Linked DNA regions of Homo sapiens: region 1 is linked to region 2. Evidence: chromatin contacts called from ENCODE Hi-C or POLR2A ChIA-PET data. All regions are on one chromosome and are shown on one strand. Each heading gives the region's core, a stretch centred on a gene start or an enhancer-like site at or near the end of the contact. The rest is flanking DNA. Distances are from core to core; before and after follow the strand shown.

Region 1 (5,225 bases), core at 2,679-5,178, 41 kb after region 2:
AGTGAAAAGATCTTAGCATATTTTGCAAAATGAAAAAGTTCTGAGCAGGGCACAGTGACTCGCACCTATAATCCCAACACTTTGGAAGAGCCGAGGCAGGAGGATCACTTGAGCCCTAGAGTCTGAGACTAGCCTAGGCAACATGGTGAGACAGCATCACTATTTAAAAAAATAAAGTTCCGGAAATTAGTTGCATAATTATGTGAATATATGTAACACTACTAAACTGTACACTTAAAAATAATTAAGATAATAAGTTTTATATTAAGTTCTTTTAACCACAATTAAAAAGAAAAAAAAAATCCTGCTTTTAAAGCTGCAATTTTTCTGCAATCCAACTAGTTAAAACACCACACTATTTAGGTCAAATCAAATCACTGTATTTCTGTTCATATAACAACAATTTTTTTTCAGTATTTTGGGAGAGGCTCATGTCCATGCATTCAGAATTTTTTCCTATATAAACAAAATTGTTCTCCCTGTCTTGTTTTCAGTGGCCTTATAGGTATCTTATGAACAGCTTTTAAAGAATTACGTAACAGATCACTTTTAATTCATTTAATTGAATTTCAAGGATAGTTCAACAAATAAGCCCACTGGACATCTCCAATGACAAATTGCAAAGGGCAAAAATTAATCAAAAACTTGATATACCTTAAGTGGAAATAAAAATAAAGCATTAAAATAATGTTCTTCGCACCGTTAAGAATAACATTTAATTTGTAGGGCCAGACAACCCAAGCCTAACATCACCAAAAGGATTTACTGACAGTTTAATAAAAACACAACTGGGACAGGCAACTTCTGATGCAGGCATCTTGGGCCTAATACTGATTGTGCCTTCTTGATCCTGTTCCAGCCTCCACCCATTCCCATATGGACACGCCTCAGGCTACAGCTGACAAGATTATTTCTCGTTAGCACACAGAGCTCTGCCATGACCTGCCCTCACCTCTGGAGGGCAGGTACACCACACACCTCACACACCCATTTTTTTCTCATCTCTGGCTTCCCTCATCCTTTGTGGGCTGCCTGATAACCCCCAACCCCCATGCTTATGCCTGCCGGTGAAATGGAAAGAGGCGAGTTGTTGTCAAAGTCGACTGGGTTTCAATGCCGCATCTTCCTCTTCTGGTTAAAGGATTAGTCCAATCCTTTAACCTTAATTTCCCCCGTGTGAAAAACTAGAAAATTGGAACCATATTGTCTCTAAGGCTGCTTCCTCATATTCGTACCTTCTTTGAGTGAATCTGCTTCTCCCTTTCAAGATTCCCTGGTCTGTGGTTTTCAAACCTGGTTGCATACTGAAACCATCTGAGGAGTTTTTATATGATACAAGTACTCAGGGGCAGCATTTCCAAACTATGTCAGGGCAATCATACCCTGCAAGTATGAATAGGGGCACTTCAGAACAAGAGGTATTTAGACAGTGAGTTTTAAAGACATCCTTAAACTAAGTTGAATCACTGCCTTTACTGCAGGACTTCTCAGAGTCATTAATAGGATAATTTGCATGTGACTCTTCAAATTTATTTTGACCCTAGAACTCTTCCTTGGCCTGTCACTACCTGTACTCTCCCAAACACTTATTAACATACTGACATCTGGAAGGACACCAGTATTCTGCCAAATACTATTTGGGAAACACAGTCCTAGAGAACGCTGAAGCAGCTAAAAGAGCAGGTTCCTGGATCCTAAGATGCAGCCTCTTTTGTGCCCTCCCTGGAGGCTGTATCAATATCAACAAGCTTGAACATCTTGTGAACATCATCAACTCACCCTTGTTCCTTCTGTGCCCTGCTCAGATCCCACTGACACTACTAGTGTCTAAAAATCGGCTTTCCCGTAACCCAGGCAGAGGCCAGAGGCTGCTCCTTCAAGCCTCAGGGAATCTGAAATCATGGATTTATTTTGCTGTTTCACTTCACAGACTTTTGCAGTGACACTGGCATACCATCTGATGGAGACCATGCACAGCCATTCTCTCACATTACCATGTGAGTCCCTTAGGCCCTGTGGACTAATGGTAAAGCTCCTGCTGCAACTCTCACTTTAGACAGTGATGAATTGGGCCTTTTAAATAGTCTCAGTCTTAAGGGAGATGAGATGAGAGACCAAAAATCATTTGAAATCTGAGTTCCAAATTGGAGGGAAAAAAAGTTGACCTCATTTCTTTGAAAATTTCTGGTACCACATTCCAAATTAACACCCTTGGTACCATCCTTTGCTAAACTTTTACAGTGTAAAATTACTGGATTCAGGCAGTCCTTGGCCAGCATTAACCCACCCCAATCAGTCATGAGGTCTCTATTCAATTGATGCTGTCTATACAGTGGAAAGATTCCTTTATCCTCCATCAACTAGCATCTCATCTCTCCTGGATGTTTTCCATATCAAGTTGCCTACTTTCCCTTGATTTCTTGACTTCAATTAAAAGAATACTTACAAGGTTTGGGAGCCAGAATGGAAGGCTAGAATGTAAAAAGGGTCAGAGCAAGCATCTCCTTCTAGCTGTGACATTAAAGCCCTTATTAGATGGCTTTTCAGATCTGGATTGGCATTTCTTCTATACATAACTCTGTTCTGGTGGCTTCTCATGCAGAATTTAAAAGGCCAGGGGGGCAGCAGTTGAGCCGGCTTTAAGAGATCAACCCAGAAGTCCCCCAGGACATACAGTGCTTTAAATCAAAGGCTTCAAAAAAGACCTTTGTCATCTAAATACAGGCACATTTATTTGAGCTAACCTCTGAGCGTGCAGGAAGTCATCATTTGTGGAAAAAAAAAAATCCATTACTATTGACTGACAATGCAGCAGACTCCACAGCAAAAGAAAAACAAAAATTCCTGGAAAAAATAGAATAGAAGTTGCCTTAAATGCATAGCCAGGCTCATGAGAAAATAGGAGATGTTTCCAGGGCCCAAATAAAGCAGGATCTGGAAATCAGATGGTCATCTGACCCTAAAGCAGTGGCTTCCTGCCTGAGATTTTCTTATCTCAGTAACCTAGATGTTTGGCTTAATAGCCTTTCATGGGCCCATAAAAGTTTGGGAGTTGAAATTGAGTCTTCTGCCTAAAGCTGCCTAAAGCCTTGAGTGAAAGATGGGCTATGGGTTTGATGTGGGTGTGTATGTTTGTGTCCCTAAGAATTCATAACCTCTGAGAGGTCTAGAGTTCAAACTTACACTACTTGAGGTTTTGTAAATTGGAAGCTGAGAAAAAGTTTGGAAATGCTTAGGGATCTGCAAGAGGAAACCTGAAACCTCTGGCAGGTTCGTCCCTCAACCCAGGCCTCATAGAATTTCCATAGGTAAATGCCTACTACACATGAGCTCACAATCCCAAATTACCAAAAACCCAAGGAATATTATTTATTACTTGGGCCCTTGGGATTTTATGATACACATGGAAAGCACAAAAGACCAGAGAAAGGATGAGGAAGTCAGTCCCTGTCAGCACTATTCCCTTTGCTCTGTCCAAAGTTAACAATAATTGTTAAATAGCAGATACACTGAAAATTCTCTGTGTATCACCATTTCTCCTGTAACATGAAATGTGTTCCTGAAGATATGACTGCATTATGGAATTTTGGCCCATGAAAATAATAGGACTAATGGGGGAAATGGGTTCAGAGCAGAACATTCAAAACTGTGCGATCTTACAAAATAATATATTAGGTTGGCGCAAAAGTAATTGCGGTTTTTGCCATTGAAAGGAATGACAAAACTGCAATTACTTTTGTGCCAACCTAACGCTAAAAAATAATAAACTCAATAAAAATGCCACCGTTTTAAACACCTTAAATTCTTAATAAAACATACTTCAGTAAATATGGCTCTTTACCTTGATTTTTTTTAAATAAACAGGTGAAGTTTCTTAGTTGACGTGAGTCTGATGCAGCACCGTGGCTTTGAGCTACAGAAACAAGACGGAAGGAAGGACATTCTTAGGGCAAAGTGTCACAACACAAGGGGAGATGGCTATGACTCAGCGTCTTGTTATTCCTTCTGCACTGGCTTAAAATAGAATTTCAGCTTTTGTTGTGTTGCCAGGTTCCTCTTTTCATGTAAAAAAAAAAGCAATTTGCGTGGTTCCAAATAAGACTGAAAACCATGAAAGTACTATTCTGCTGCTCTCGGCATTACCTCCTTTTCTTCACTCCATCACACATGCCTCTAATCCCCTCTAAGGCAACTGGTGGCTCCTGTGAGTTCCATTCTCCTTTCTTTGGTTTTTCAGCATGGTCTCTGAGGAAGCTCATTTGGGTTTCTTTATGCCCATTGCTCTCACAGTATCTCATCTTCTCTTATATCTTTACAAACATCTCCTGCACAGGCTGAAGGCTTTCCTCCCTCATTCAACCCCTGCATTTTTCGAACCAGGACACACGCTCCTATTGACAGTGCTATGTAAAAGGTTTTTAATGAGGAAAAGAACACGCATTCAGGAGCGCCATACATGCTGGACTTGCACAAGGACACACCTAAGTGAGAAAGCAAATGAGGTATGCCTGGTTTCTGCATATTCCTCCCCAGGTCACTACTGGTGGCTGGGCAGCATTTTCACATTCACCTGATGTTACTCAGTGGCGCCGAATACTGTCACCTCACACTTTTAAATGTGTAATGGTTAATGTTATATGAAGTTGACTATGAAGAACAAAAGACGAAAAATGTACATTACCTTCTCCTTTACCTTGCAAAAATCATATTTTGAGCTGGCACAGTTTTGCAGTTTAGTGATTTTAATGCCCTGTTTAACTACCACATATGAACAGTCACAAGTTACATATCTGTGTTGGAACAAAACAGACTGTGCGTGTAGTTTTCAAATTTTCAGAAAGTCTTCTTAGAAATGAATTTCGGATACAAAACTGGAAAATGGAGTCTATAATCACAGGGCAAGTGAATTTACATGGAAGCCTGGGTTAGGGGATGAAAGGGGGTATAGGTGGTATCTAATAAGATGGCACAATTAACCGTAAGGCCAACCCGTGACTCTGATTAGATTCCCATGACGCAATGCATCCAAGCATCACAGCCCACTCTTGGCAGTTGGGACTTTCAGCATCTTAACTACTGAAGAAACATTTATATGGAGGGTTAAGAGACCAGAATTGAATCTTGTAACATGTATTAAGTGCTTATTTGAGAGGCAAGGAAGTTTATTATAATCAGAAATGCTTCCTTTATCCCTCCCTTTTCAGGAACACACACTCATTTATTCC
Region 2 (5,189 bases), core at 1,860-4,359:
CTCTGTGGGCTGGCTATGTGGACAGGAATCTGTACTCCCAGGTACTGCTGGTGCATGTGCAACAGGATAAGCCATGGCCACGAGGAAATAAATATAGGTTCGAGTCAGCCACGCCTGTCCCCAGTTCAGTTTATTCTCTAATACAAGCCTTTCCTGGAATGGAGAATCTCTTAGTGAGAAAAGAGTAATGCAGAGTTCATTTCTAGTCTTGGCTTTGCCTCTGGCTTGCGGTGCAACCTTAGCTCACTGTCATCCCGCTCAGCCTCCATTTTGCATCTGAAATATGAGCCTAATGATCCCTGCCCTGCCTTAACTCACGAGGTTGTCATTACAAGGAAACGAAGCACAGCTTCTATCAAGGCTGGTGCTTATAGCCTATTAGATAATCATGCAGACTCTGCAGCCAGGCTGCCTGGGTGCAGATCCAAGCTCCCGTGTGTAACCTTGGACAAGCTACTTAATCTCTCTATGTCTGTTCCTCACCTTTAAAATGAAAGGAATAATACACCATCCTGATAGCTCTGCTAGAAGTTTAAATTTGACTAAGTGACATACAGGAAGTGCTTAGAGATTGCCTGCATGCAACATGCGCTGGCAAGTCTGGCTGTCATTGTAGATGCTCCTTGACTTAAGATGGGGTTATGTCCTGATAAATCCATCGTAAGTTGAAAATACCATAACTCAAAAATGCATTTAATACACCTAACTTCCCAAACATCATCGCTTAGCCTCGCCTACCTTAAACATGTTCGAAACACTGACATTACCCTATGGTTGGGCAAAATCATCTAACGCAAAGCCTATTTTATAATAAAATGTCGAATAGCTCATGTAATTTATTTAATATTATACTGAAAGTGAAAAACAGAATAGTTGTATGGGTACTCACCATTAATATACACAACTGAAAGCACCTTTATAAAGTCACAGTATTGTTTAAGTCGAACCATTGTTAAGTTGAGGACTGCCTGTATTATCATCACCGATGGAAGGACATCTTGAAAATAATAATGCTTGGGCCGGGTGCGGTGGCTCACGCCTGTAATCCCAGCACTTTGGGAGGCCGAGGCAGGCGGAGCACAAGGTCAGGAGTTTGAGACCAGCCTGGCCAATATGGTGAAACCCCATCTGTACTAAAAAAATATATAGAAATTAGGTGGGCCTGGTGGCAGGTGCCTATAATCCCAGCTACTTGGGAGGCTAAGGCAGGACAATCACTTGAACCCGGGAGGCAGAGGTTGCAGTGAGCCAAGATTGTGCCACTGCACTCCAGCCTGGGTGACAGAGTGAGACTCTCAGAAAAAAAAGATAATAATAATAATAATAATGCTCAATTTAGGTACTACATGATCCTACACTGTCATCATAAGCTTTATAATTTTACTCAATACAGCGTCACCATTCCTGCAACATTCCATCATCTGCCAACAGCTGATTCCAAATATGAGGATAACCTCCAGTAGTTCCCTGTTGCGCTTAGAAAAAATTTCAAAAGCTTCATCATGGCCTATGTGGCCGTGGTCATCTGGCCCTGCTGCCTTTTCTAGCCTCATTTGGAGCCATTGTCTGTCTCACTTAGATTCAACAGCCTCACTGGCCCTCTTTTAGCTCTCAAAAGATCTGGGGTCCTTCTTGCCCCGGGATCTTTGCAGTGCCTCCCCCTCTCCCACTCCATCCCATCACCCAACCTCAGGTTTCAGCTTAAATAGCCTTTCCTTGGGGAAGCATTTCCTGACCTCCCAGATGAGGGCCAGCCCCCTCCTCCTTTTGTGTGCTCATCACAATTATAATTACATAACAATTTGTGTAATTACTAGCATGTTGGCTCCTTGGACAAGGTACTTTATCTGTTTCGTTCATTGCAAGCCTTAGCACATTGCTTGGCACATGGTACACACTCAAAGAATTTATTTTTTAATTATGTTAAATAACTGTCTCTCCTGCCTCCTATAAAATCCATGAAAGCAGAGACTGTGTTTCTCTTCTCAAAGCCTGCATCTCTAGTATATAGTAGGTCTTCAATAAATATTTGTTGAATGAATGAATAAACAAATGACCTGGAATAACCTCCCTAACTTTTCACCACTTGAAGATTTTCCTGTACATCTTCTTCCTCCTCTTGCCAATGGGGACGTTGTGCTTAGCACTCAGATGTGTCCTCTATCTCCCATCCCAGGCAGCTTCCTAACCTTCACTCAGGCAAGAGTTTAATGTCAGCTATATTCTGCAGTCATGACTTGCAGATATCATAAGCGACATCAGTGTCACAACAAAAGCAGAATATTATCCTTTAATAATATATGTATTCCTTTGTATCTTCTAGTTATAGGAACTTGTAGTCACAGCCTGATTAATGACATAGATCTTATTCATCTTCATTTCACCTGTAGGCCCTACCACAGCCTTTTTGTACAGCACATGTACCCAATCAAAGCTGAGGCTTGAAGGGATGACTATTATATACTTAGTATAATAACTTCTCAACCCTGTCTCTGGCCCCAGAAACTGGGATACAATGAAGTTCTTAGTGAGCTTGAATTGAAGCCACTTTAAGCTTTTTCCTGGTCATCCATTAGAAGAAGCACAAGAACTTCCCTACTCCAAGAGTCCCCGACTCTGATTCACCTTCTACAGCTACATCTGCTATGACCTCCAAAATCATCACTTCAGTTTTACTCAAAAACCCACCAAAGTTCTTTCTATAACTTACAGAACTTTGTGCAAATCCCTCAGGCTAACTCAAAGAACTTGACCAAACTTTCTATACTGATCTTTTCAAATTCTTCTTATATCCTACCTTGGAACATGCCTTTAGTATGCCCTGTCTTTGCTCATGCCATTCCTCCAACCAAGAATGTCTCTTCCCCATCTCTGCACAAAAGCATAGCTCATGTTTTGTGCTTTCCGAAGACCTGACTATGACAGCCATGTACAGGAAGCTTCCTGTCTTATGAAGCCCAATGATACTTTGGTGAAGTCATTTGTCAGCAAACTTTTTCCACAAATATGGCTTATCTCTCCAACTACCCTTAGACGTGGAACTCCTTAGGACCAGTCTAATATTTTCTTGTTTCCCCTCAGTGATTCCTGCTCTATCTAGGAGTTCACTCACTATTTTCTCACCAGTTGACTCAACTGCACATACCACAGGAAGCTATGATTCAGGCAGGAGCACTTGAGTTCACTGCTAATGGGTTTTACAGCTCAAGAGTTTTGTTTTTGTTTTTGTTTTTTTATTATTATTATACGTTAAGTTCTAGGGTACATGTGCACAACGTGCAGGTTTGTTACATATGTATACATGTGCCATATTGGTGTGCTGCACCCATTAACTCGTCATTTACATTAGGTATATCTCCTAATGCTATCCCTCCCCCCTCCTCCCACCCCACAACAGTCCCCGGTGTGTGATGTTCCCCTTCCTGTGTCCAGGTGTTCTCATTGTTCAGTTCCCACCTGTGAGTGAGAACATGCGGTGTTTGGTTTTCTGTCCTTGCGATAGTTTGCTGTACAGCTTAAGTTTTTAAGCTCAAAAAGATTTTTGTTTTTTTGGTATCTCCCTGGACTTGGTTGATGTTCTCTAGAAGTCATTGAATTTGAAATTATAAACTCACCTCCCTCTTCTTAATCCAGTGATTTCCTTTTTGCAGATGAGAAGCCCTTTTCTGTGGAAGATACTTATTTACTGTGTCCAGCGCCTATCTTAAAAGAAGTTGGCATGTAAGTTTTCACCAGCAACTGAACCTCCCAGCCAGGGAAGAGAGAGAGGAGGTGTACGGGGACAGGGGAAAAGAAAGCATCTAGAGAAAGTGGAGCCTTTCTCTAGGTTCCTCCAGCTTATGACGGAGCCAGTGTTTACAGTGACCCAGACGCCAGGATAAGTGTTTTACAAAGTATCTCACTTCATTCTCCCAGGTTCCCCATTAACTAGGTATTCCCACTATCCCAGTTTTACAGACATAGAGACTGTGGCTGCAAGACTTTAAATAGCTTGCCTAAGGTCACACAGCAGTGAGTGGAAGAGCTGGGCTCAATCCAAGGTCTGTCTGGCTTAATCACACCTACACTTCTAGAAAGTTCTCACACACTTGACCTCGCTCTGTCATCACCATTGCCCCGCTAGATAATTGTTATCTCCTCCTTAGAGAAAGGGAGGCTCAGAAAGGCCAAGTAGGGCCATGGCTGGTTCATGGCGAGCCAAGACCCCAGACTCACGCCTTCTGATGTCCCACACGGTGCTCCTTCCTTGACTCTGCGCAGCATCGGATGTTCACCCAGACCGGAAAAAATTCCCTGAACTAATTTATAGGGGAAAATCTCATGGTGATGCAATTATAATAAGCACTAGTGAGATGAGATCAAAACCATCAACAGAAGAAAGAGAATGGGCACCCTGAGCAAGAAAAGAAATACATGGGAAATGAGGCAATGCTGGTGCAGAGAACAATAACAACAAAAATAACCTCTCCAAAACCGTGTCTATAATAGGCTAGACAAAGAATGGAGGCTTTAAGGGAAAAAAGTTGAACTTGTTCATCTGAATTTTGCCTTCAATCGTGTGTTCATATTGTGAAACCTCCAACTCTGGTTGCCCAGCATCAATCTGTGATGCCACTGATTTCACAAATTAGCTCAGTGTCCATGCTGCGAAATGCAACAAAACAAGAGGTCAGTTTCCAGCGAGTGTCTTAGAGTGGGAAGAGATGGAAGACAAATGCATCTTCTGCTTTACTTCTGTGAGTCTGTTGAATGGTAACAAAGCCACCCCCATCAAATCACTGAGAGTCCAGATAACAGCAGAATATTGCATTTATAGTTAGCCCAGTCTACCCCCATTGACTTGGACTATTTTTGAAGAATACTTTGTCCAACTACAATGTGACAAGCAAGTTAAATGAAAGTAAGCTTTGCCCATTCAATGCCACTCACTGCAATGCCGGAACGTCTGAATGCACTGCCTTAATATACCAGCCAAGCATATCCTGACACTTCTCTAAACTTTAAAGGAGGATGGGCTATACAGACTACCCCCGACATTTTACAAAAGAGGAAACTCAGACCCCTCCTCCCCTGGAGAAGAGACTCCAGTCTCAAGGGTATTTAAGAGCAGAGCCCAAAGGAGTCCTGTGTGTCTGGCTCTCAGCCTGTTGCTCATTGCACGCCCTGCTGAGAGTCTGCTTCCCTTGTTG

The links. A loop is a pair of places that touch in the nucleus more often than their neighbours do. ChIA-PET counts read pairs that join two places held with the same protein, here RNA polymerase II (POLR2A). Pooled maps may share reads with other maps.
Region 1: a map of endothelial cell of umbilical vein shows a loop between it and region 2 (4-fold over the local background). The contact joins two enhancer-like sites. A Hi-C loop is called at or near these places in 6 of 168 maps with a recorded cell type or tissue (PC-3, PC-9, aorta and 3 more) and 5 of 50 pooled maps. POLR2A ChIA-PET finds 5 or more read pairs at or near these places in 5 of 52 experiments (AG04449, AG04450, BJ and 2 more).

What each region holds. Positions count from the first base shown.
Region 1 is chr2:69,159,248-69,164,472 of GRCh38, forward strand. All of the region lies in intron 13 of ANTXR1 (ANTXR cell adhesion molecule 1), which reads left to right. Among named protein-coding and RNA genes, the nearest start is that of MIR3126, 58 kb to the left of the region's middle. Within about 2 kb of position 3,929, at least 6 of the 41 ENCODE cell types and tissues checked have a DNase peak (open chromatin) inside an H3K27ac peak, as active enhancers do; they include endothelial cell of umbilical vein, where a contact is called at or near this core.
Region 2 is chr2:69,119,367-69,124,555 of GRCh38, forward strand. ANTXR1 (ANTXR cell adhesion molecule 1) reads left to right here. Exons shown (of 18, transcript NM_032208.3): 11 at 3,651-3,720. Among named protein-coding and RNA genes, the nearest start is that of MIR3126, 18 kb to the left of the region's middle. Within about 2 kb of position 3,110, at least 2 of the 41 ENCODE cell types and tissues checked have a DNase peak (open chromatin) inside an H3K27ac peak, as active enhancers do; they include endothelial cell of umbilical vein, where a contact is called at or near this core.